Linked DNA regions of Mus musculus: all the other regions are linked to region 3. The links are chromatin loops, found by intact Hi-C in ENCODE. Cell type or tissue: heart. All regions are shown on one strand.

Region 1 (8,000 bases), 79 kb after region 3:
GAGCCCACAGAGCTGTGATTAGAATACGTGGCAGGCATCTGCTGTAGTTGTCAGGAAGAGCTCAGCTGTCCCAGAATGACAGAGCCATTGGGGAGGGACAGAGATGGCAGCTGTGGGGGCAAAGGCTATAAATGTGGGGAAACGGGGACAGATCTCCATTCCTGGATGGAATGAGATGGCTAATTTGGAGTCTTGGCAGACCCCAGGCAGACGGGACAGAGATGGGGCTGCTTCCCTTGGCAATGCCCAGCTCGCAGCATTTCCTGCTTCCCCTCCACTAGCAAGCAGTCCCTCCCCTAACAAGTTCGGGCCCACTGGCTGCTTTACTCCTCCACAAAAAAAAAAAAAAAAAAAAAAAAAAAAAAGAGAGAGAGCATGATGCAGTGGACACAGGGACCCTCAGAGTCTGCTGAGACCTGAGAAGGCTCTAACTCAGCTCTAGTGGAAGGAAGCAAGAAACGTGTCCTGACCACCAGATGCAGAGAAAAGATGCTGCTGCAGCAGCAGCAGCAGGAGACTGGGGCCAAGGAGGAGGCAGTGCTGGGGGGAAAGGGCAACACACAGGAATGGCACAAGGATGTTGGAGTGCTAGGGGGTGTAATGAGACACTCTTAGCCCACCTGCTCTACTTTTTGTATTGTTTGAAGCCATTATGTTGGCAGCCCTGGGAGGCGGCTTCCCCAGCCTTGTGGTGACCACCTGCCTCGGAGCCCCAGAAGCTGGGTGGGAGTGACTTTAAGATATGGTGCCTGGAAGACAGTGCTGGATGTTTGGCCCTGGTGATGCAAGGATCAGGCTAAGTAATCCCTCTGTGGCTCTGTCAGTGGGCAGACTGGGTAGTGCTGAGAAAGGAAGGGCTGAACTCATTGGGCAGTACTGAGAGGCTGGCATAGACAGGACTTTTGGGTGGGGTTCAGTAGACATCATCTGGAGTCACAGCAAAGACTGGGTTACTGTGCCCTTCCAGTGAGTGACCCATCTCCTGGGTACCTGTGCGGTCCTGATGTAGCCTGGTTAGTTTGATACACCTGTCACACTCTTCTTTGCCTCCTTGGCCCAGCATTAGCCACTTCAACACTGCCCCTGATTAGGACCCTTCTCCTGGCAGCTGTTTGAGATACCTTGCACCTACTGGCTCCTCTCTTGTCACACTATTCAAAGGTCCAGCGAGACAAGTCATAGAACAAAATGTGTCCTATTTTGTGAGACAGCCAGGCCAGGCTGTAGACACCTGGATCTGTAAAAGCAGATGCCCACAGGTCTCCTGGCCCTACTACTCAGTCTGCAGGAAGTGGGAAGCCCTTGGCTTCCAACCCTGCCCTTTATCAGCCTTCATGGCTTCCTGCCATAAAAGTGGCCGGCTCCCCCACCTTGGCGCCAGGACGTCGGGTCAGTGGTGACTCACCCGTTGCCCAGCATGAGGACGCCTTGGCCCCATGTCCTCCTGCCTACCTTCACAGCACGTGTGCCTGGCCACTAGGTCTCACAACAGACTGGCTTCTCTAAGGCCCTCAAGGCAGGGTACACCTCTGCTTCTGGGCCGTGAGCTTACCTCCACTGGTCTGTCCCACTCTACCCACAGAGACCCTTGCCATTCCTTGTCATGGGGTCCTGCCCACACCCCACTACACCCTACAGCTCCATCAGCCTTACCTTCACGTGCTCTCTTCTGCCTCCTGAATCCCAAGTATGAGACCTGTCTCTTCTGGGTAAGACTTTTGTGCCCTGTTTTGGCCTGGCTCTAGGAAGATGTCCCAGTGTAACTCCTACATAACTCCCACTCTAGGGCCTCAGGATGTCTCTCCCAGCCCTTTCCACTCTGAGCGCTCCCATTCCCTGGGCTTATCTCTGAGCATTAGTGGACTGTTAACAGTAGCCCAAGGTATGCTGCTCCTGGCAGACTGCCCCTCCTCCTTCACTGAGGTGCACCCTTTGCTTAGCATAGCTCAGTATTGTAAGATTGTGTGTAAAAATGGGAGCTGGAGTTGGGGAGGAGAGGCCCTTGGCCCCAACATCCAGAAGGCTGGTGGCAAACTGGGGAAAGACAGGATGTTTGAGTGGGCTTTTTGTCTACAGGGGAAAGAAACTTGCTCTCCTTTGCAGAGGCCTTGTGTTCACCACAAAGTTCCTTATTTATACGAGCTGCAAACCAGCTCTTAGGGCTTCCTGCCTCTGCCTGCTGAGCCAGTGGAGAAGGTGTGATGGTTGCTAACTTGACACAACCAGTCACCTAGGAAGAAGCAATGTTAACTGAGGAATTGTCCCCACGTTTGGCCTGTGGGTATGTCTACATGGCATCTTCTTGCTGTTTGATGTGGGAGGGCACAGCTCACTGCAGGCCATGCCATCTGGGAAAGCTGTGCTGGGCTATCTAAGGAAGCAAGCTGAGCAAGCCTTGGAGAGCAGGATGGTGAGCAGCGGTCCTCCACGGTTCCTGCCCTGATTTCCTTCAATGATGGACTGTGACCAGGATGTGTAAGCCAAAAGAACCTTTTTCTTCCCCCCAAGGTGGGTTTGCTCAGCATTTTAAAATCACAGCAACAGGCTGGAGAGATGGCTCAAGGTTGAGAGCACTTGCTCTTGCAGAGTGAGCCAGATTCACTCCCCTGAACCCACACGATGGTTCACAGCGACCTGCAATTCTTGTTCTAGGGATCGGATACCCTCTTCTGATCTTTGCAAGCACTGAGTATGCATGTGGTACACATTCATGTGTGCAGGCAAAACATTCACATAAAATAAATCTAAAACTTAAAAAAGTCCAAAGAAAGCAAAGCACGATGGAAGGGGTGTAACACCTGTGTCCCGTCTGGCCTGAATATGGCTGTGTACAGCCTGAGCTTGTGACAATGCTCACTCCAAGTTCTCATTCTGAGTCACTGTCAATGAGCTGGTAAAGTTTGCACATTTGCCAGGAACATCCCCAGAAGCCCCCATGGGCTGGTAAGCCTGATTCCACCTCATCATCCTAGATATTTATTTTATTTATTTACTTTCAAGATGGTTTTTCCGTGTAGCCTTGGCTGTTCTGGAACTTGCTGTGTAGACCAGGCTGGTCTTGAACTCATAAGATCCATCTGCCTCTGCCTCCCAAGTGCTGGAATTAGAGGCACGGGCCTCCATCACCCAGACATCCTGGATCTTTCTGTTCAGAGAACCCTGTCCACCTTGTAAGCCCCTAAACATAACTGTACTAGAACCCATTTCTCCACATCTCTATGAGCCCCTGTCCAGATCCTTACTTGGAAGCAGCCCTTGCCTTCTCCACCCCACACCGAGCTTGTGGAGGGCACCTCCCAGCTCTCCAGCCCATTCTGTTATTCCCAGAGGAAGGCTGGCATGCTACTCTACCAAGTTGCTGCCTGGCTGTCTAGCACAGCCTCACTTCTACTGTGCTGGGAACAGGAGGTCTATCTGCCCTCAGCTCACCAAGTTTAACTTGGCCTTCTCTCCAGACTTCAACCTTGGACTAAGCTGGGGCCTCTGGGCCTGCCAGGCCTCCACCTAAGCAGCAGGGCTAGCATGGGCGCTCAGCTTTGCTGCCCAGGTGCCTCTGCTAACACCCTCTCTATTCTGCCGCCTTCGAGTTGGGCTGGGGCACAAGGTGCATTATGCACTAAAGCTCCTGGAGATGCTTGGAGTTCCTCTTTGCTCCTCCCCGGCCAGGGTCAGCAGGAAGGAGAGTATGGCAGGATGAGGCTCAGGACAAGCTGGATCCAAGGTCAAGTTGAGGATTTAAAAAGTGGGTGATGGTTGAGACGGGTCTCACCAGTTTGGGGCCACTGCTCTCATGGGTCTTAGCCAGGCCCATTGTTTGGGGACAATAGTTCCCCTGAGCTAGGTTCCTCTCCCAACAGGAAAACCATAAAGTCTGCCCATTAACACTGCCCACGGCCACTTTGAAGGCCTGGGGAGGCTTCAGGTGCCAAGTGTAGCCCCACCCATTGCCAACCTGCTCCAGCTCAGGCACCCTAGGGATGTCAGTCAGCCCTTCAGGCTCAGGGTACGGACACAGGCTCTGACCACCAAGGAGACATGGCCTACCTCACTAGGTAGAGCTCAGGAACATGTTGGGGGCTTAGCCCCCTATCCAAGAATCCTTCCTAAAACCCACAATGGGCTGGAGATCCTTATCTGCAGAGCTTACTCTCCACTGAATGGAGACACCCCCCCCCCAACCATTGTACCTAAAGCTGACTTGATACCTCAATGTCCCCTAAGAGGCAAGGGTACTTTTTGCAGAGTGGCTGAGTCCTGTGACAGGGTAGAGATAAGGGTTAGAGAACTGGGTCTCAACCTTCCCCATGCTGCAACCCTTTAATACAATTTCTCATGTTGTGGTGACCCCCAGACAGACATTATAGTCATTGATACTACATAGTTGTAACTTTGTAATTATGTAAATTTTATAATTATGAATCATGAATATCTGTATTTGCCGATGGTCTCAGGTGACCCTTGTGAAAGGGTCGTCTCACCCCCAAAGTTCTGTCCACAGGTTGAAAACCACTGTGTTGGAGGGTGCTGACTGTAGGGCAACAACCTGAGGACAAAAAAAAGCCTTGAACATGTGTTGTTGCTCTGGGAGCTGTGTGCTAGCTCATATCTTCGCCAGTCCTCCCACTAAGCTTGGCTGGTTCGGGGTACCCCCTATTTATGGGACTGCAGGGTAGGGGTGAGGCAGTGATGGGGCCAGTCTGCTGCACTGCCCAAGCAGTGACCGCACCCTTGATCTGTGCTGACTGTTAAGAGTGAAGGGCCTTCAGAAAGTAGTACTGCACACAGCCACCAGAGGGTGCAAGCCCAGGCTTGTGGCCAATCACATCAATTCACTGCAAATAACTGATGTATCAGTAAGTCCTGTACCTCTGAGGTTCAGTGCCAGGGTCTGCCTTCTTCATTTCACTGTGCCTTCCCCATTTCTGCCTAGCTGTCACCCCCACGCCCACCCCACCCCCAGTGTTTAGTGGTCCAGGGCAGTATAAGCTAAAAAAAGCTTGTTAGCTGTGGGCTCTGGTCTGACTCACAAAGCAATGGTACTGAATATTAAACTCCATCTAGGCCTAGACCACCAGGGGAGGCTCAAGCAGCTACTGTTTTAAGTGTACACTCTCATGAGTGACTAGATTCCTGCTCGCTTGCCTCCGGGATAAGGCACACCACCTTATAGGTCATATGAAAACCCCAGCACTGACAGGGATAAGCAGGTTTCTAGGAACTTGGGAGCACGCTACCTCCTCTAGGGTGCTCCCAGGCAGGGCTATACAGGGCTTTTTTGAGTTAGCCTGTTTGTTGCCCATGGATGGGCCCCTGCACCCTTGGAGGATGCAGATGCGGGTGCAGAGGGCCACACAAGCTTCAGGAGGTGCAGAGAATAGGACAGGAAGGAAGCCCCAACAGGTGAAAGTGGGGGCACCCTCAACAGACAGCACCATAGCCATATGCAACACTAACCTGTATTGTGTACGTATGTCACCTGGGTACAGCCACCCCTCACTCTGGGGTGCGTGCGGAGGCTTCCTTGGTGCCTCCCACCCCAGCAGTCACTGAAATGGGCTAGACTGGGTGGGGAAAAGCCAAGCAGGTGTTTTGTCCCAGCGAGCACAAAGTTTCTTCTGTGCCCAAGAGAGGCCCAAGATTTGGGTTACACCCTAAGACTTGGGCTAAGGAAGTCAGACACTCCCCGCTACACTGACTTAGGTAGGATTCTGGCATAGGCCCAGAGGAGGGGGCTGTGGGGCTGCAGGGTTGGGGGCCTACAGCAAATTAAGGTTATAGCAATCCATAGGGTTTAGGGGCTGATGGATCTCTTCACTAAAGTCAAGGTCTTCCAGGGGCTGGCCCAGGCTTGGCTCACTAGACTGGAAGGACTCCCAAGAAACCACCCTAGACCCAGTTCCAGCTACTGCCTAAAAGTCCATTGTCCACAGCTCCTGAGTTGGCCTTGGAAAAGGGAAAGAGAGAAAGAGGGAGTCCATTGGTTTTAGATTGGGACCCTGTCTGGTGTGCACACTTGAGCACCCAGAGCTCTACTGCTCTATGCTGAGAAGAGAGCAATTAGAACCCAGGCTATCCATCATGCAGGAAGCAATCTCCATGAGGTACCAAACAGTCTCCCTTTACTTAACTCCTGCTCTACACCTCTTAGAAGGGAGGCCAGAGAGAAATTCTGGGTCTAACAGGTATCCTAAGATGCACGTACCCCACTACTCCACTTCCTCACTAACACCATTGAGGCCCTGCTTCCCTGGTCTCTGGAGTTTCTTGTAGGGTACCTACCATCTAGAGGTATTACAGAGGCAAAGATATATCCAGCTAGATCCATGCCCATTCCATGTATTCTCTCACACTGTCAAGGTGTATCCATCCCCTGGTCCTAGACAGGTATCTGGGCAAAGGATGTGGCCAAACCTCAGTCTCCACCTTCTAACTATGTATAAAAGGAGTGCCCCAACCCCACCCCACACAGGGCTTGTTCCACTCCTGCTCAGTAGTGTACAGAGGACAAAGCACCTGATCAGAGAACCCAGGTCCAGGGCAGGCTGGACAGGCTTCTCAATGGGTACAATAGCTCAGGAGGGAACAGCTCCAAGTGGGAACAGTGCCTCACAGCCTTGCACGGCTGCAACTTCTCATTCTGTGGCCCAGTTCCCTCTAAAGACAGAAACACGCTCTGCCAAGCCTCACATGTCTAGGTTTACAGGAACCTTGCTGACTGCTACTGTATTGCCCCAGTGATCCTCAGTTTGCAGAGGATGGTGGCAACCATGAAGTACTAGGTTCCTCAGTTTAGGGGGCTGGCAAGACACTTGGATAGTGTACCATACATGTAGTGTCCCCTGCACCTCCCTCCTCCTGGCAGGAAGACAGAAGGCAGAGGAGGCTGGGAGATATAAGCTATCCTGTCTGCTCAGCACTCAAGTGTGCATACCACACAGAGTCTCAGTCTAGAATCCAGGATCCAATGGATTCCCTCATTTCCTAATTCCCTCTTCTAAGGTCCAGTGTGGTAAGGACTAGTTTTTCCCAGGAGGCTATCTGAGGCACTGCTCTGCACTCTGAGAAGACCCCAGGCAGGAGGATTCTGTTGTGATAACCCCAGTCAGAAAAAGCAGGCAGAGATGGACTAATTGCATGCACAGTGGGGTCATCCAGACCCAGTGCTCCTTGAGCTTCACACTAGTGCTGCTCATAGACACACACAAGGCTATGACCTCAGCTCAGAAGCATCCTGCCCATTTCACGGCTGCCCCCTACTGGGCCCTTCCTCCTCAACACCCGGCTCTCCCCAACCCAGGTCCCACATTTCAGGACACACACACACACACACACACACACACACACACACACACACACTTTGCTACTCACCTATCTCCTACGGACTGTCCTCACTCAGCACTGTCCACCTCCCTACACCCCTGTGTTCTAACTCTATCCGTGGTAGTGAGCAACTCATCTAACTACCTTACAAGAGCGCTCCAGCCTTCCCGGCCCTTGCTCCATTTTCCAGACCTTTCCTCCTGCTGGCTCCTGGGCAGACAAGGCACAGCTGGGGAGCAGGCCTCCTCCCACTTCTCCTCCCAGGGCACTTGGTTCTTTTTCCTGAGCTCCCACCTCCCACCCCTCACCCTGTACTCTCTCCATGCCACAGGCAAGTCCTGCTGTATAAAAACGTACAAACATACTAAAACTGTTCTCCCCTACCACAGTTGTGATCTCACTTCTGGGAAGGGCCTTTGAGCCTGGTTCCATATCCCCATACACAATCCCAAAGCATCGTGCAGTCTTTCCGTCACAATCACTTCCTACCTGTCTGACCATCCACTCATCTGCAGCCGCCACAACTCACCACCTCAGGCCTGGCCCCCACAACTCACCACCTCAGGCCTGGCCCCCACAACTCACCACCTCAGGCCTGGCCCCCACAACTCACCACCTCAGGCCTGGCCCCACAACTCACCACCTCAGGCCTGGCCCCCACAACTCACCACCTCAGGCCT
Region 2 (8,000 bases), 270 kb after region 3:
TAAGAAGCCTTTGTCTGGCATCCACCCTTATGGGAGAGTGCCCTGAGCTTTTCTATCTCCCAAATAAACAGCTAGACTCAGAGATGACTCTAGATGCCAACAGACCATCTCACTCCATTCCAAGTTCTGCCGAGTCCAGAACCTCACAAGGAGACGCAGCCCAGGCTGCTCTACACAGTTTAGTTGCAGGAGTTCCCCTGACGCGCCCTTCCACGCGACCACCACCCACCTATCTAGCCTTGCTGCACTCTCCAACCAGGCCTTCTGATCTCCTCTCTGTTTACCAGTATACTCAGTTGGACTTCTTTATGGGGTGCCCAGCCTATGGCTCCTTCTCCCCACATACCTTAATCTTTGATCATCTGGCCAACACCCTAGCATCCTCCCTCCTGCCTAGCCTTGCTTCTCCTGCATCGGCCCTGGGAACCCTTCTGCCCGAGTCTTCCTCAAGCAGATCCCATTTATCTCTAGATCTGACATGGTTGGCCCTGCTCACTGGCTGCTGGCTGAAGCCTGTGGGCAGGGTATCAAAAGGATCACCATGTGCTAGTGCTCTGGCTATTGAGCGGGTACAGTTCGGGCTGGCCGGAGCCCAGGGTGCCAGGTGTGGGCAGCCCTTTTTCCCAGGCCAGACTGACTGCGGGGGTGGGCTCCAGGCCATCAGCTGCTGGTTTGGAGAGACTGGAATTCCAGGCGGTTCTTCCTGGGCTTTGGTTCCAGGAAGCAGACACTGGGCACAGGGCAGGCCTCAGGGAAGGCAGGGGGCAGGGTACCCCATCTGACCAGATAATAGGTCCCCGGTAGAGAATGCAGTCTTACTGAGAGAAGGGTGGCTAAGGACCCTGTTTCCACTGTCTATGGCTCCCTTCCTGGCTATGATGTGTACTTCTGGAAAAGGAGGAATCTAATTGCTGTCCGCCTAAGCCTGAGGCATAAGGCCTGAAGGGTGGAGGAACCTGTCTGTGAAGCAATGTTCAATGCCTTCTGACTGTGGTCAACCATCCCTGCAGACCTACCCTAAGGCCAGATCTTGTGCCAGACGGGGGGGGGGGGGGGTCCCTGGAGACAAGCTGCTGAAAATAGGCCCTGGGAACTTGTAAATGTCTTCCACTGGTCTGAGGGGGGAGGAGGGGGAGGAGGAGGAGGAGGAGGGTGGGCCCTAAGGAGGCCTGTGCTGTGTGTGTCTGGGCTCAGCATGTTCTCTAACGTGTGTATGGCAGCATATGTACCTGAGAGAGAGCAGAGGACATAGGGCAGGCTCAGATGACCTCCACCCCTTAGATGGACATCTCCACACGTGACCACACCCTCAGCCAGGTACCAGGAGAGCTAGTAGATAAAGGTCGTTTTTGCAACACTGCAGAGGCCCTCCCTTCCCTGAGCGGCTGAGTTTTCCTAGTGGGAGTGGGTTCTGAGATTCCTCAGTGGTCATCAGCCCTACCTACCTTCTCTGGCTGGCCTCGGGGTGTGGCTCCCCAGCCAGTGGAGGGCGCATGGGTGTGTACAGAGAAGGCTTGAGCAGATAGATCATGGTTCTGTGGCCTCCCCTCCCCCATAGTCTCTATGCTGTCCTGGCACAAGCAGTGGAGAGATCACCGTGTGCCCTTTGAGTGCTTGTGCAGAGCACAGCAGGCCTTCACTTAGCCCAGGAGTCCTGGTCAGTCGTCCTCCTCCAGGGATAGCCTGGGATAAGAGAGGCAGGTGAGAGTGTAGGGTTGGTCCTCAGGAAGGCTGGCCGGGCTTTGACACCAGCTGTGCCTCGCCTGAGAGGGCTAAGGCTAGAGGTCTGACTAGAGGCGCAGTAGCAGCAGCGGGCTGGCGGGCGGGCGGGGCATTTGCAGGCACTATGGAAGCTTCGGAAGAGTTTCTTCCCCAACCCCCAACCCCAGCCGACTGCCCGCCCTGTTGTTGTTCTTGTTATTTTTTGAGTCAGTCTCATTTAGCCCAGGCTGACCTTAAATAATCTATGTAGCTCAGGTTAGCTTTGAATCTTCTTGCTTCCACCTCAAGTACTGAAAAAGAGCTCTCAGGCTAAGAGCAGGCTCGAGCGTTTCCAAGGCAGATGTGACTTTTGAGGGAGTGAAGGGCTGTGAGCTAAGCAAACAAGATGGTGTTACCGTCTCTTCATCACCATCCCCGACTTTTTTCTCTTTTCCTCTTTTTTCTCTCCCTCTCTTCCTTCCTCCCATTCTTCCTTCCTTCCATTCTTCCTTTTCTTTATTTCTTGACAAGGTCTGGCTCTGTAGATCAGGCTCTTGTAGCCTCAGTCTCTGGCATGGTTCTAGCCCATCACAGGCCTATGAAGCCATGCCACAGCTTGTATTATGTCTTTGTGTCTTTAAGTGGATACGTCTGAATGGAATGTCTGGAAAAAAACTGCTGTGTACCAACAAAGAAGGTATCAGCCCTTGGCCCCTGCCTTGGCACCCCTCCCGTGACCATGGCAACAGGAAACAACATTCTGGAAGGCCAAGAAGGTTCCTGTGGCTTGGGGTTGGGGCTAGACTTAGGGATGGGAGGAGGACCTATCTCTGGGAGGGGCAATGGATGGAAGGAACGTGGACCGGGTTATTGACCCACCTGCCTTACTTAGCACATGTCTCTTGGGTGAGAGGTAGGAAGTTAGCTAGGTAGTGGTGGCATACACCTTTAATCCCAGCACTTAGGAATGAGAGGCAGGTGGGTCCCTGAGTTTGAGGCCAGCCTGGTCTACAGAGTGAGTTCCAAGACAGCCAGGGCTACACAGTGAAACCTGTCAGGAAAAACCAAACCAAACCAAACCAAAACAAGATCCCTGAGTGCAGATACGTAGAAACATAGCTATTTGCTTTGAGAGAGAGACCACTCACAGGAGGTTGAGCCACCCCAAAGGATATGCATCCCACAGGTATGCCTGCAGGTCCTAGCATATGCATGTGCATCCGAGCATTCAGCCTCTGCTACACACACACACACACACACACACACACACACACACACACACACACACACACACCCCAGAGAAGAGAGGAAGCAGTCTGCCAGGTGCCTTGTGCCTCCACCCAGTGCACACCCCTGGCAGGCAGCAGTTGGCTTCTTCCACGGACAGTGAGGTAGTGTGCTTTGTGTGTGGTCAGGCCCCAGGGATCTGTGTTGGTAGGGACACCACCCTTCCGGATGGTCCTGGACTTCTCTGGCCTCTCCTTATATCACCAAGGGCTTTGCTCAGATCTCCCCTTCCGGAACCTCTGCCCATAGGATGCTTCTCCCCCTCCCCTCTCCTTTGTAGACTAAGTCAGGAGCTATAGAAATATGTCCTTTTTTTTTTTTTAACAGAAAGACTGAAAGATTACAAGAAATGGCCTGGGGGTGTGGATGGGGGAGCAAAGTCAGCCTTAAGTCCAGAAACCACTCAGGGATGCCAATCCAGGCCTCTAGGTGGGTCTTAGGTAATGATAGGCTAGAAGATGGAAGTCTATCCTTGTAGGGCTTGTGTTCACCCCTGCTCTGGAGCCCCCAGCTGGTAGTGAAGAGCTTCAGAATGTCTTTGTAGAGCTGGGCATTTGTGGAGCTCCAGTTTGGGACAGAGCTGTACCCTCAGGTTAGGGTCCCTAGGAGGAAGGTAGTGTTCCAGAGGGGCTGCGTTTGCAACTGTGGGTAGTCCCTGACCCATGGTGCAACACTAATCCCATCTGAGAGTTCTGACTCCCTACCCCAGCAGTGGCCAGGGAGATGGAAATACCCCTGACTGATCCTTGCCCAGAGCTAGGTCTGGAGACAGATAAATGGGTGGGTGTGGACAGGAGTGTCAGTCAGGGCTGAACAGTGAGAACTTAATGTCCGGCTATCAGCAACTGCATCGTCAGCTTGCTAGGCAACGATCAGAGAGCCCCAACCCCTAACCCCCACTAAGCCTACAAACTACTCTGAAGCTCAGGCCAGTAGAAACCTCCCAGCCCTCCATATTTACTGTAGGCTTAGTCTGTTCTCTACCTGGTACCAACCACGGCTCAGCCTCCTCCTTAGCTGGGCAGTGGACTTGGACCGCTGAGCTCTGGGCACTTCTCCCAGAGATAAGGACTACTCATCAATTGTGCCTCGAGGCACCAGGGAAACAGCCTGGGCATGGCCTCACCCGAATTCCTTGTCTTGACCTCTAGTCTCCAACCTCAGGTTGTTAGGTCCTCAAGCTTAGAGTCTGTAGTTCCTGTGGCAGGATGGGCTTTTCTGGATGGGAGTCCCCTCTTCTGAGTTCCCCGGTGAAGTTGTGGCTGCAGTCCAGTCAGCTGCCAAAGGTCAGGGTGTTCACATGCGGCTAGCCAGAGTGGACCTCCTGGCGTCTGCGTGGGTTAGATCTGGGAAAGGCTGGAAGGAGTTGGGCTACAAGGCTGAGACTCTGAATGTCCTCAACTCTTTCCGAAGAAGCATCAAAATATGTGCAGAATCCTTGAATGCTAATTTGTGTCTCTCTGCGCTTTATTTGTGTGTGTGTTCACATGCGCACGTGTGTTTTGAAACAGGGTCTCACCCTAGAGACCAGATTGGCCTCACCAGTTTTAGTAGGACAAGCAAACACACCACGTCCCACTTTATCTGCACTTTAGAAGTTTCCTGTGCTTACCCGGTCTCCAGCTAGCCGTTGCAGGTGCAAAAAACGCTAGGCTAGACAGAGCTCTTGGTCCTTCGAGGGGAGGACTCAACGACCCCTATTCAAGACCGGAGACTTGCCCTGCCCCAGGCAGGGGGCGGGGCCTGGGTCCGCAGGAGCCGCTGGGCTTAGAGGGTCCCGGGAAGACTCCGCACCCCTGCATGGCCCTTGGCCAGTTTATCTTGCCGGAGGCGAGTATGAACCAGATGACCATTCTTGGCCAGTCGGCCTGGATCAGCGTTCCCAGGGGTCCAAGTCCCGGACTGAGGGGGTGGGGCGGGGGCGGGGCCTTAAAGGGCAGGGCCACGGGGTCCCTGAAAAGCGCGGACCAGGCGGGCGCCACCCAGTCCAGAGCCTGCAACCTACTTCCTTCTAGCTGCAGCCACTTGTGCAGGACCAGGTACCGCCATGCCGAAGTGCCCCAAGTGCGACAAGGAGGTGTATTTCGGTGAGCACGCTTGGGTATCCCAACCTCTCTCCACATGCCCGCGGGCGTACTGCAGGCGGTACGCGGAAGCGTGGTCCAGAGGCGGACAATATTGGGCTGTTCAGGTGGACCTGGCTGTCTAGAGTCCAGGGCATCGCCTGGGATAGAACCCATAGATCTTGCCCGCGGCTTGAGGGTGGGACAATTTGGTGTTAAACAGAACCGACATCTGTGCCTACTCGCTCTTATGTTTCTGGGTCGGTCTTCTGGCTTCCTTGTCTCTGGGTCTCCAGGTCTCTGTGACTCCCATGCTTGTGGGTCTCCCCTTCTCTGTGACCCTGGCCTCTGGATCCTGCTGTCTCTCCCGCCTTCTGTCTGTGCGCCTTGGGCGGGGTCCCTGCTGGATAGGAAGGAACGCGGGACTAGGGTGGCCCCTCCCAATGCTAAGTAGAAACAGACGCCCAAAACCACGTCCGGGGGGTTCGATCTCGGGTGCTCGTTTTCTTGCTGTTTGCGCGCCCTAGGGCTTCTATGAGATAGTGCGTGACTAAGAGGTCCCCTTGCCCCTGCTGAGGAGAAGGGTGTGCCCAGGTTTAGTGCAGAGGTCAGAGGACTTTAACTGGGTTTACCTAACCTTAGATCCTCCAGACTTGTTCTCCTCCACTCTCAAGTCTGAAGGCCTCCTCCTCTCCAGCTCTACAAGCCCTCGGGGGTCATATCCCTATGGTGACACTTAAAAGTGTCCCACCAATGAGCCGGGATGGGTGGGTGGCCAGGTAGCCCACGCCTTTAGTCCCAGTGCTTTAGTCCGGGGAGGCAGAGACAGGAGCATCTCTGTGAGTTCAAGATCAGCCTGATCTACGGAGTGAGTTCCAGGACAGCCAGGGCTACACAGGAAAACCCTGTCTCAAAACAAAAACAAAAAACAACCTAAAAGAAAATATCCCACCAAAAAGGTGACCCTTCTGGTTTGTGAGGTGGGATTGGCTTGAGAGCACCATAGTTGCCCCTAACCCTCTCTGGAGCACAGTGGTCTCTGGGGACACAGGGTGGGCTGCCACATTGAAAGAATGAAGTGTGGGTGTCTGTGCAGCTGAAGAGGGGTTGCAGGGACTCCAGTGTCTCACAGTGGATCTGTGCTTCTGCAGCTGAGCGAGTGACTTCACTAGGCAAGGACTGGCATCGTCCCTGCCTGAAGTGTGAGAAATGTGGAAAGACACTGACCTCTGGGGGTCATGCTGAGGTAAGGGGCCGTTAGGGGGCAGAGGGAGGAGCTATAGGAGTTGGGGTGAAGGTAAACCCTACTGTTCTTTTCCTTGTAGCATGAAGGCAAGCCCTACTGCAATCATCCCTGCTACTCCGCCATGTTTGGGCCCAAAGGTATGTTGCCGGACTTCTTCCCTAACGGGCCTCCCAGTGCCGGCCTCCTTTCCCAACATGTCAGTATCCTTATTTTTTATCTTATCCTCTTTTTATCTTTGGCAGGCTTTGGGCGAGGTGGAGCTGAGAGCCACACTTTCAAGTAGACCGAGGTATAGCCCCATCTCCAATCCCACCCAGTCCACCAGTTTACAGGACAGAGTCATCCCTAATAGAGTAAATAACAAAACTTTGCGCTCACATTTGTCTCTCTTTCTTACAGGTTGTGGAAACTCTCCCTGCCCGCCCAGGCACATGCCAGGCCTTACCCCCGGACAGCAGGGCTCTCGGGAACCCTCAGTGCCTTTAATAAACCTGATCTTTGGAAGTCCTGTGTTTTTGTCTGCTGATGTGTGATAGAGGGGTGTACAGTGAGAGCCTCAACCCCAGGCCTGATGCAGGGCACTGCTTTTCCTGCTGCTGCAGGCAGTGGTGCCCACTACCCTTTGAGGGGTGCAGTTTCAGGCCTACATCCAACTTCAGGATCCGTAAAGTTCCTGTCGCCTGGTTCTGTAGTGGTTCTGGCCTGGGGTGAGGTCCTGGCTGTCGGGGTCAGCAGGAACATGGCGTAGGTGGGGCTGGCCGCAGTTCAGAGGGTGAATCAGTGGGAGCTGCTTTGGTTCCCTTTTTGAGCTGTTTCGGGAGGGAGTTGTGTGGATTCCTGATCTATTCCATTTTCACTTCCTGCAACCCCACCCTGTCCCCAGAAGTGCACCCTTGTGGGTGAGCTCTGTAGCTGCTCAGCGTGGTCCCAGACACCTTTTCCCTGAACAGGAGTGCCCTGGGTGACCCAGTGCTCTAATGGGATTTGAGGGTGACAGTGGAAAGGGCTTTCTGGAAACCCTTGTAGAGCCAGGCAGCTCTCAGCTTTGCCTTCCCTATGCTACTGGCCATTCAAAACCCTTTGGACTTAACAAGGTCACAAAGGTCTCAGCAGTGTCCTGGTCTAGCCTGGGTTCATCTTTGGCACCTACACTGCAGGAACAAGCTGGATAGTCCAGTAAGTGGTCTGCAGTGTAGTGTAGTATAGTGTAGTGTGTATTGTTGGGTGATTCTGGAATTTCAATAGGTGGAGGCCATAGTGTTTGAGGTGACCACAGTATGGAGTAGAAGAAGCCCACCTTCGGTATTAGTTTCCTACTAGGAGGGGTGAGGGTATCTTTGGTGTCCAACCAGACCTGCAGAGGACCTGGAAGAGATGTATGGGTGAAGGGCAGAAACTCACTTTCCCCTGTTGTCTTCCACCCTTAAGGCCCCTGTCTTCCTCATACTTCCAGCCCCTCGAGCCCAGATCCACGTCTCTCAACTGGAGTAGACTTGGGCCTCCAGCAACCTGAGAGGCCTGTAGGAATGAGCAGGTCAGGTGAGGGAAGTGTATAGTATTGCAAAGAAGCCTAAGCGGCAGAGAGTTCCATAAGGGTGTATCAGGAGTTCCTTGGCACAGTAGACAAGAACTCAAGTCTTTGTGCTTTTCAGGGCGCTTCGTGTTTAAGGTGTGCAGTATAGCATGGCTCTGAAGCGAGGGCA
Region 3 (8,000 bases):
GCTCAATGGGGTCCCTGAAGCTTTCCAGGTCTTTCTGGGGGATGTAGCCTCTCAGAGTTCAGTCCCCAAAGACCCTTAATTGGCTGATACCCACAACCCCTGCTCAGATCCTAGAGCTCTGGTCTCATGTCACCTCTTTCTGGGCTAACCACTGGCCAGCTCTTCTTTGGTCCGGACCTGGCAGCTTCTTAGGCTACCACCATCTCCTGGGAACAAAGGGTTGAACAACCTGGGAACACTCACCACCTGCCTATATATATGTTGTATATATTGATATATATCAATGATGAGAATATATGAGGCTTATAAAAAAGGGGGGCTGTGTTTCTACAAATTGGGGGGATTTAAGCATTTCACACAGGCACAAGATGAAGACAGTGGTGACTGTGTTCCTAGGAGATCAGCTGAGGAGACACTCAGCCCCCAGCTGCCTGCCACCACCCCCATAGCACCCCTTCAGTCTCCCACCCCCCAGCTATGGGGAAAGGGGAGATGTTTGCCATTTATCTCAAATGCATCCTATGAATAACTTTTTTTTAAAAGACAGGATCTCACTATATAGCCCTGGCTATCCCAGAAATCACTGTATAGACCAACCAGATTAGCCTCGAACTCACAGAGATCTACCCACCTCTACCTCCCTAGTCCCGGGACTAAAGCCATGAGCGACCATGTCTGCCTTCTGGGCAACTTTCTATCCACCTTCACCAAATCCTGGGGGGCAAAGATACAAAGAAAACACCAGAGAAGGAAAAGAAGGAGCCCTCCAGCCCAGTAGCTCCTGCGTCCCTAGAGGGGAAGATAAAGAACTGTGAAGACACCATATGTGACTGTCCCTCCCTCATGTGACACCAGAACAGCCATGCCATACTCCTGAGAGGATGTGACTGGGGTATGAGAGGTCACACACCCTGCCTGCCCACCCTCATGTAGGTATGGAGGGGCAGCCTGGGTCACCGTCTCGTCCCACCTTCTTCCTCTCGGGTATCATCTCACAAGGTGCTCCAGGTCTGGTTGAAGTTCAGCCATTCGGCAGCCCTGTACGTGAATGAACACAGCCCTTAGCCAGCTCTTGAACTGACAGCTCCTTGTCCACCAAGCCCTGTTTGTTGGCCCGCGCCCACACCCAGCACTCCCTGGAAGCTCTGCTGATTCAAAGTAACTTCACCTCAGCTTCCTCTAGACACGCAGTCTTCACTGAGACCCCCACCAACACCAGATCGTCGGCCCAGTGGGTGTAAGAGTGACACAGGGGTCTCAGCTTCTCTTGACCCCAACATCACACACTTGAAAGGTGAATCCAAGAGACCCTGCCATGGGCACTCTGAGCTCAGCTCAAGTTCAAGCCTTTGGTGGAAACATTCTGAGTAAACTCTGAACTTTGAAGGAGGAAGGTCTTTCTGGCGCAGTCCAGCCTGATGACCACAATATGCAGGACCTTTCATTAGTTGCTCTCCTAACCAGCCACACCACACCACCTTACCAAGTCTGATAAGCTCTCTCTGTCCTCATTTGTGACCCCATGAGGCTGCTACCCGGAAGAGGTGGTGTAGTGCGGAACGACAGACAGACAGACCTAAGACATAATCTGTTTAGGTTTCCAACAGTGGCCTGGCAGCCTGCCACCTGGTGGCTATGACAGTCCTTGCACATGCTCATAGATTAGCGGAGGGCTCCTTGCCTGGCTCCAGCCCACTTTCCCAAGTCTGCTCGGCCTCAGGATGGGGAGCACAAATGGGTGTGTGTGACACCTGCTCAACCAGCTTCCAAGGCTTGCTTCTGTCCCCAGCACTGTCAGTGCTCTGCTATCAACTCTTCCGTGGGATCACCTCTGAAAGTTCCCACAGTCCTGCGCCCCCACCACACACACACACATGGATAGCGATTTTTCTTGCAGATAAAAAAAAGACTCCCCCAGCCTCCGCCGTTCGGGAGACTTTCCTGCTCATCCGGGATCCTAAAACTTGCTGCTCCTTCTGGCTGGGATCCAGAGTGTATCAACCCCCACGCCCCCAGCCCCTACGCGGCCCTTTGAGCTGGAGCTTACAGGCCAGTCTCTTCTCGCTGGGAATGTCACAATCTGCTCCACGACCTGCTCCACATGCCTCTGGTCCTTGAGCTAGGTTACCCCCCTTCTCCTCCGCCTCCTGGGTAAGCTCTTGGCCGTCCGGCAGCCTAGGGCCAAGAGCCCACTCCCACCCATACCCTACGGAGAGTGGAGCACGCTGGGGCTTGCCCAGGCGTCAGCGGGGGAGTCCACAACCCCTGAGCGAGCCTCAGCAGGTAAAGGGCAGAATTTCGTCTCCGCCTTCGCTGTCTAGAGCGAACCTGAGTGACCCGCTCTGACTTCCTGAGGTTCCCGCACATGCGCGTCTGGCGGACCGCAGCCTGATGTCCAGGCAGAAATGCTAGGAGCGCACCAAGCCTTCGCCTATGTTGTATTTGCAAAATAACCGGGTGAAGTACGGATTGCTATTGTTCTCAATTTGCAGATTCAGAAATCCAGGTGTAATGCATTCTCACCCAGATGCAGCCCTCCCAACATAGAGTTTTGCACAGAAACCAGTTATTCGTGACACTGGAGACTTGATGACTTGCACAGATCTGTGACAAGGGGAGAAGAGGGCAAGACCAAGAAGAGGCGAGATTCCCGATTGATCCCCTCTCTGTCTGTCCCCTCCCTAGGAAAGATGAGCCTCATAAGCACTCAGGTGGAGTAAGACTAAATCTAACTTCTTTACCCCTAACCACTCCATAGGACCAGCCCCGACTCCCTCCCTTCTGGGAACCCAGTTCTGCCTATCAAACCACTGGACTCATAGGGACCCTCTGAGCACATTGCAGGGGAGTTTCAGGAGGCTTCGTTGTGGTCCCAACAACTTCTACCCTGGGCCTGCTGGGCTAGGGAGGGTAAGATCAGGAAGAGATGGGATTCCCCCCACCCCCACCCCAGATGCACACAAACCTCTTTCCTTCTTCTAGGCCAACCTCCTCAGAGTCCCTCACTCACTGAGTAGGGGAATCCATCTCTGCCAAAGATGCCAGGTGAGGGCTACAAAACAGCCACTAGAGAAAGCCAAGAGGGCAGTGAATTGCAGCCACTTTACCAAATGGTTTGTGCCTCTATCTACCAATCTATGCAAAAGGTTTTATTTCCATGTCACGATGGGACAATACCTGATGAATGTGTCATTGTCGCAGTTTCTGGGAGCAAACCACAGGAGCCCCTACGGAGCCACCTCTCCCGAACCTCCTCAGCAGCTGCTCAGTTGCTTTATCATGATGCTCTGGGCTCTGGGAGCAAGAGAGTGTCAGACTAAGTGTAGACAGACAGGCACAGGTGCATGCTCTTATGCATTAGTCACCAAAGCCTTACCCACGTATTCATGTCCCAAACCATATAGATGGCTATAAATGTCTAGTCCCAGAACCCCTATGCTAGGTCACTGTGGGTTTCCCAAGTTTTGTGTCATAGAAAACGGAGTCTAGGACCAAACACCTCAGCCTGACCCACACCTCCTTCAGCATGGTCACCCGAAGGTCCAAGCTGAGTACGTTCTCCCAGACGAGCAGTGATGAGACCAGCTGGCCTCCTCTGGCACGCGGACATAGGCTGGGAAAGCTAGCCTAAAACCTAAGTCAACACTGCGGCCACCAGGGGGCACCCAGCTCCACAGATAAGGTGGGAGACCATGTTCTTGGAGCCAGAGAGGGCTCCGGAGGCAGAGTGTTGGCTGGGACCTCACATCATCATGACGACTCAGGGAGGTAGTATTGTGATGCCATTCTCCCACTGAGGACACGTGCCAGAGAAAGGGACATCATTGGTCCTGACACTTAGGGCTGGAAGACTTGGGCCTCAGAATTTTCCAAGTTTACCCTGAACCAGCTTGTGTCTAGCTTGCGTCCAGCTTGCTGCATGACTCCAGGAATGTTACTTGACCTTGAGGTTGATGGTGGTGTGAGGAAGCAATAATTGGACCCTGGGACCAGGGGTCTATCCTCAGCCAGTACAGGGGCTTCAGGGCTGCTGTTTACAGGCAGGTTCCTATTACTCAGCGGGAGGAGAGTTTGCAAAACTCCATCGACTCCTATAAAGAACCCCTGCTGCCTGATGCAACTGTAGAATGCCCACCTAACAGTGCCCCCTCCCCACTGTGGCCCTACCAGCCCAGAGCCAGTACAACAGGCAGGAATTGGATTGGCAGTGTGGACCCCCTTTGACCCTCCTGCCTAATGCCATCCAGGGCAGCCAGATTGGGCAAGGCCACCGCCTGGATCTGGCAAAAGTTACCGCCTGCCTCCCAGGCAGCTGGAGCTGAGTGCTGGTAGCGCAGTCTTTCCCACGCTCCGTGATGCCAGTCTTGGCACTCCAGCTCCGCCCCACCCTTGCCTTGCTGGGCCCCGGGCACCCGGAATGTGGCTGAAGATTCTGTCCCCCTGGGCCACAGATTCCTGTCTCAGTGGGTGTGGGCGGAGGCCCGCTTTCCGCCCTTTGATCCCGGCCAACTCCAGCTAGCGGGCCACGCCCAAACCCTGCCAGCCCGGCCCAGGCGCAAGATGGAGGCGGGGCTAGTCTCGACTCCCCAGGCTCTCGAACTCTGGCTCCTAGAGTTCTGGCTCTATCTTGGAGTTCTAGCACCAGCAGTGATTGACTCCTTACTACCCAATGTGCAGCCTGATGCCGGTCAGGGCTGCAGCCAGACAAGGAAATCCGAGACTCTTCTAGTACGGTTTCTCTCGTGGTCGCTGTGAGCTGGGTGGTAGTTTGCCTATCTCCAATCTCTCTCAACAACTAATCCTGGGACATGGGATCGACTAGAGGGAAGGAGAGGCACCCTCTAAGCCCAGGAAGACAAGGGCAGCGTCTCAGAACCCAAGGGGATGGGCTAGTTCCGGAGTCCACCAGAGGTGGTCTCCAGAGGTTATGGGAGCTCCTGAGATGCGCAGCCATCTGGAGAGATCACTTGCCTCAGTTTCCCCATTTACTGGATAGAATGACAGTAATGAATATCCTGTTTCCACACTTGTGGTGGTTGGAGTGGGCTTTGGACTTACTCCATCCTTCCAAGTGGCCTCACTACGCTTTTCTAGTCGAGCCACGGAAGCCATCTGGCATTGCTTAGAGCCTTGGAGGACTGAGCCGAGGTGAGCCTCGCTGCTTCTGTGGGCTACCTGCCTCGGGTTGGTGTTGTCACTCCTGGTCAGTCCTTACCGCCAGTGTCTACCTGGCCACCGAGTGCGAGAGTCTTGCCATGTTCGTTCAAGTAGAGCGTCTGCTGCGGAAACTCAGAATAGGAACTCCACGGGGTCCTTTGCCTCCTAGGTTGGGGGTGAGAAGGACACAAGGAAGGAACTCTCAACCCGGGAGAAGGGGTCCTAAAAGGGCCTACTGGGTGTAGGAAGTTTCCCAGGGAACGGAAAAACTATGTGGCAGGACTCCTGAGCCACCCAGGTCCCTCGTGGCCGCTGACTCCCTCGGGACAGAATGGAGTAGGGGGGTGGGACGGGGCCCGCAAGCAGATTCCAGCACGGGGGTCAGACAAGCCCGCGCCTGCGCGCCGCCCGCCGGGTAGGGCGCCCGAGTTGGGGGTAGGGCGGGGAGGAGAGGACCCTGATCGCGACACACCCCCAGCGAAGGCGGGGAGAGACCCAGAGAGGCAGGCGGGAAGCGGACAGCGTGGGGCAGAGAGCAGGGGTGCGGCGGAATGCGCCTTTGTGCGCGCGGTCCTTGAGCTTGTTCTGGCGGGCCCAGCCGACCGCGCTCCAGCGTCCGCCCCCGGCCCGGTGCATACCTGGCGAGGCTGGGGTGCTGTTGGGCGGGGTTCATAGGCTGTCTCAGGTCTGTGCTGCGCCTTTGCTGACTGGAGAGGCAGAGGATCCCTTCAGCAAGGACTGGACCCTGCCAGGAGCCCTTCCGATGGCTGTAACCCTTAAGTCGTGCTCCAGTTCCTAGCCAGTGCAGGCTTGGCACTTAACGTGATGCAATGGACTGACAGACCCTCAGGAAAGTGGCTAGGCTAGCCTAGGGCAAGGCTTCGGAGACTGATCTCCCAAATTATAGGTGTCTAGAGCCAGGTGGCTGCTGCAGCTCATGGCTGCAGAAGGCGACCGACTGGCCAACTGAGATTACTATTGGGTAGAGAATTTAGTGGAGTTTCTCTATAGTTCTGATGGAAGAGGAGCTGGAAGCAGGCTGTAGAGCCCAGGAACTCAGAGGTTCCTGCATGAGGCACAGACTGTGGGGAAGGAGGCCAGTGGTGGGTGCTGGGAGCACCTGAAAGCATGGTGATCGAAGAAGCATATTTTAGGATTGTGTGTTTCATCCCTCATGTGACCACAAACCCTTCTAGAACCTTCATCATTGACTTAAGTCGTACCAACCCTGCTGTAACCTGAGGTGAACATAGCCTCCCTGGGCTTGAGGGCTCAGCTGTAGGAAAACTAGTGGACTGAGCTCCCAGCTGTCCCCTCCTTCACACAAGCCGACCATCGTGTGACCCATCTGCGTGCAGACTCAGGGTTAGCACTGGATGGATCAGTACCCCTCAGAGAGATCCTTTAACAGGAATTATGGGTGACATCGTGGTTATAGTAGGGCACAGAGGAGGGAGAGGCAGGAAGTGCACATGGGGTGTGGCCTCTGGGTTGAGTTAAAAGGCAGAGAGTAGAGAGCGACAAGGGTGGACCAGGAAAAAATGTATGGAATCCTCAGGTGGAGAAATGGGGTACAGGGTGGGGACTGGGCTTTAGCATCATCAGGAGGCAGCTGGGAGCCATGAGAGGTATTTGAACAGAGGAGCAACACTCAAGCGCCCCTTGTAGCCTGACCCTCCCTCTGGTCTTCAGGAGGGACCTTTGTGTAAGGAATTATCCCTGCATGTTGGACATTTCCAGATTCCTACAGTGGTCTCCCACAAGGCTCACTGTCCATGTCACACCAAGCCACTGAAGCCAGTCTCTAGGATAAGGGTTATTTGGTTCCAAGGAAGCCCAGACTGGCTTCAAACTCACTATGAATTCAGGACTGACTCTGAACTCTTGACTCTGCTTTCATCTCCTGAATCCTGAGATTATGGTCAAGTAACATCATTTCCAGCTATAGAGCTTCTTGAAGGTCACCTACTACTGGTGAAGGGTGAATCTATACACACATACACACACACACCCACACACACACACACACACACCCATCACAGATACCCTCTTGGTTTGTTAACTGACTTTGGCATTGATGCTTTGATTTTTTTTTAAGATTTATTTATTTATTTATTATATGCAAGTACACTGTAGTTGTCTTCAGATACGCCAGAAGAGGGCATCAGATCTCATTACAGGTGGTTGTGAGCCACCATGTGGTTGCTGGGATTTGAACTTCGGACCTTCGGAAGAGCAGTCGGGTGCTCTTACCCACTGAGCCATCTCACCAGCCCCGCTTTGATTTTTAAACTTGGATTTCCTGGGAGAATGATGAGCATGGACGTGTCCCTCTGTGCTTCTCTGTTCTGTCGAGCAGCCCACCCTCCTGAACATTGAGTGTCATGGTGGTCGATTCTGTGCACACCCATTCAGCCAGCAGCCATTCACCCACCAGAAGAGCAACAGCTCAGAGCCTGAGGAGTCAGGGTGTTGCTGTCTCCTCCATGAACACTGAGTGTGCTGGTGACAGAGAAGAAAAGGCCCGGGGCCTCAGACCTCTGCAGTTAGAGCTTCTTTCTAGAACCCTGGCCCTTCCATGGCCCTGGTAAGCCTGCATGGAGTGCTCACACTCAGTGCCTCATAGCAGACATATGCGCAGCTGCAACCCTCCAACAGGCAGTGGTGTCCTTCCTGCCATGAGCTGAGGTCTCACGTGTCTTCCTGCCTGACTCTTGGCTAATCTCCCTCTCACGCCTAGTCTTCCACATAGATCTAAACAGATTCGGAACCTGTAATCAATGTGGAAGGCAGAGGCAGGTGTGGCCTGGCTCTGGCCCTCACTGGCTGTGCCAGGCCTGTGC

The links. A loop is a pair of places that touch in the nucleus more often than their neighbours do. Peaks named below come from ENCODE experiments on the same cell type or tissue, not always from the same donor. Only the 100,000 strongest peaks of a DNase experiment are listed, where the experiment ranks them.
Region 1: it touches region 3 in a loop (6-fold over the local background); 19 of 42 quality-filtered maps call a loop at or near these places.
Region 2: a loop joins it to region 3, with 3 times the contacts of the local background. A loop is called at or near these places in 2 of 42 quality-filtered maps.

What each region holds. Positions count from the first base shown.
Region 1 is chr12:112,951,247-112,959,246 of GRCm38, forward strand. It overlaps Gm26583 (a long non-coding RNA gene), which reads right to left and starts at 3,043. Exons shown (of 2, transcript XR_381995.2): 1 at 1-3,043. It also overlaps a transcript of Brf1 not described here. In heart, CTCF peaks have their summits at 4,779 (motif pointing right) and 7,228 (motif pointing left); DNase peaks (open chromatin) are centred at 1,385, 4,775 and 7,244; H3K27ac peaks cover 3,004 bases.
Region 2 is chr12:113,147,079-113,155,078 of GRCm38, forward strand. It overlaps Gm30599, which reads left to right. Exons shown (of 2, transcript XM_006516447.4): 2 at 1-1,040. The coding sequence ends at 782. It overlaps Crip1 (cysteine-rich protein 1 (intestinal)), which reads left to right and starts at 4,934. Exons shown (of 5, transcript NM_007763.3): 1 at 4,934-5,075; 2 at 6,203-6,297; 3 at 6,377-6,434; 4 at 6,540-6,586; 5 at 6,697-6,801. The coding sequence starts at 5,036. The coding sequence ends at 6,580. In heart, a CTCF peak has its summit at 1,473 (motif pointing right); DNase peaks (open chromatin) are centred at 603, 1,493, 4,883, 5,473 and 8 weaker places; H3K4me3 peaks cover 3,019 bases; H3K27ac peaks cover 3,669 bases.
Region 3 is chr12:112,872,097-112,880,096 of GRCm38, forward strand. 1700127F24Rik (a long non-coding RNA gene) reads right to left here and starts at 3,730. Exons shown (of 6, transcript XR_873068.2): 1 at 3,517-3,730; 2 at 3,178-3,294; 3 at 2,966-3,066; 4 at 2,048-2,604; 5 at 971-1,038; 6 at 1-789. In heart, CTCF peaks have their summits at 1,633 (motif pointing left), 3,662 (motif pointing right) and 7,312 (motif pointing right); DNase peaks (open chromatin) are centred at 1,595, 3,665, 4,495, 5,625 and 3 weaker places; H3K4me3 peaks cover 3,090 bases; H3K27ac peaks cover 1,585 bases; H3K27me3 peaks cover 7,693 bases.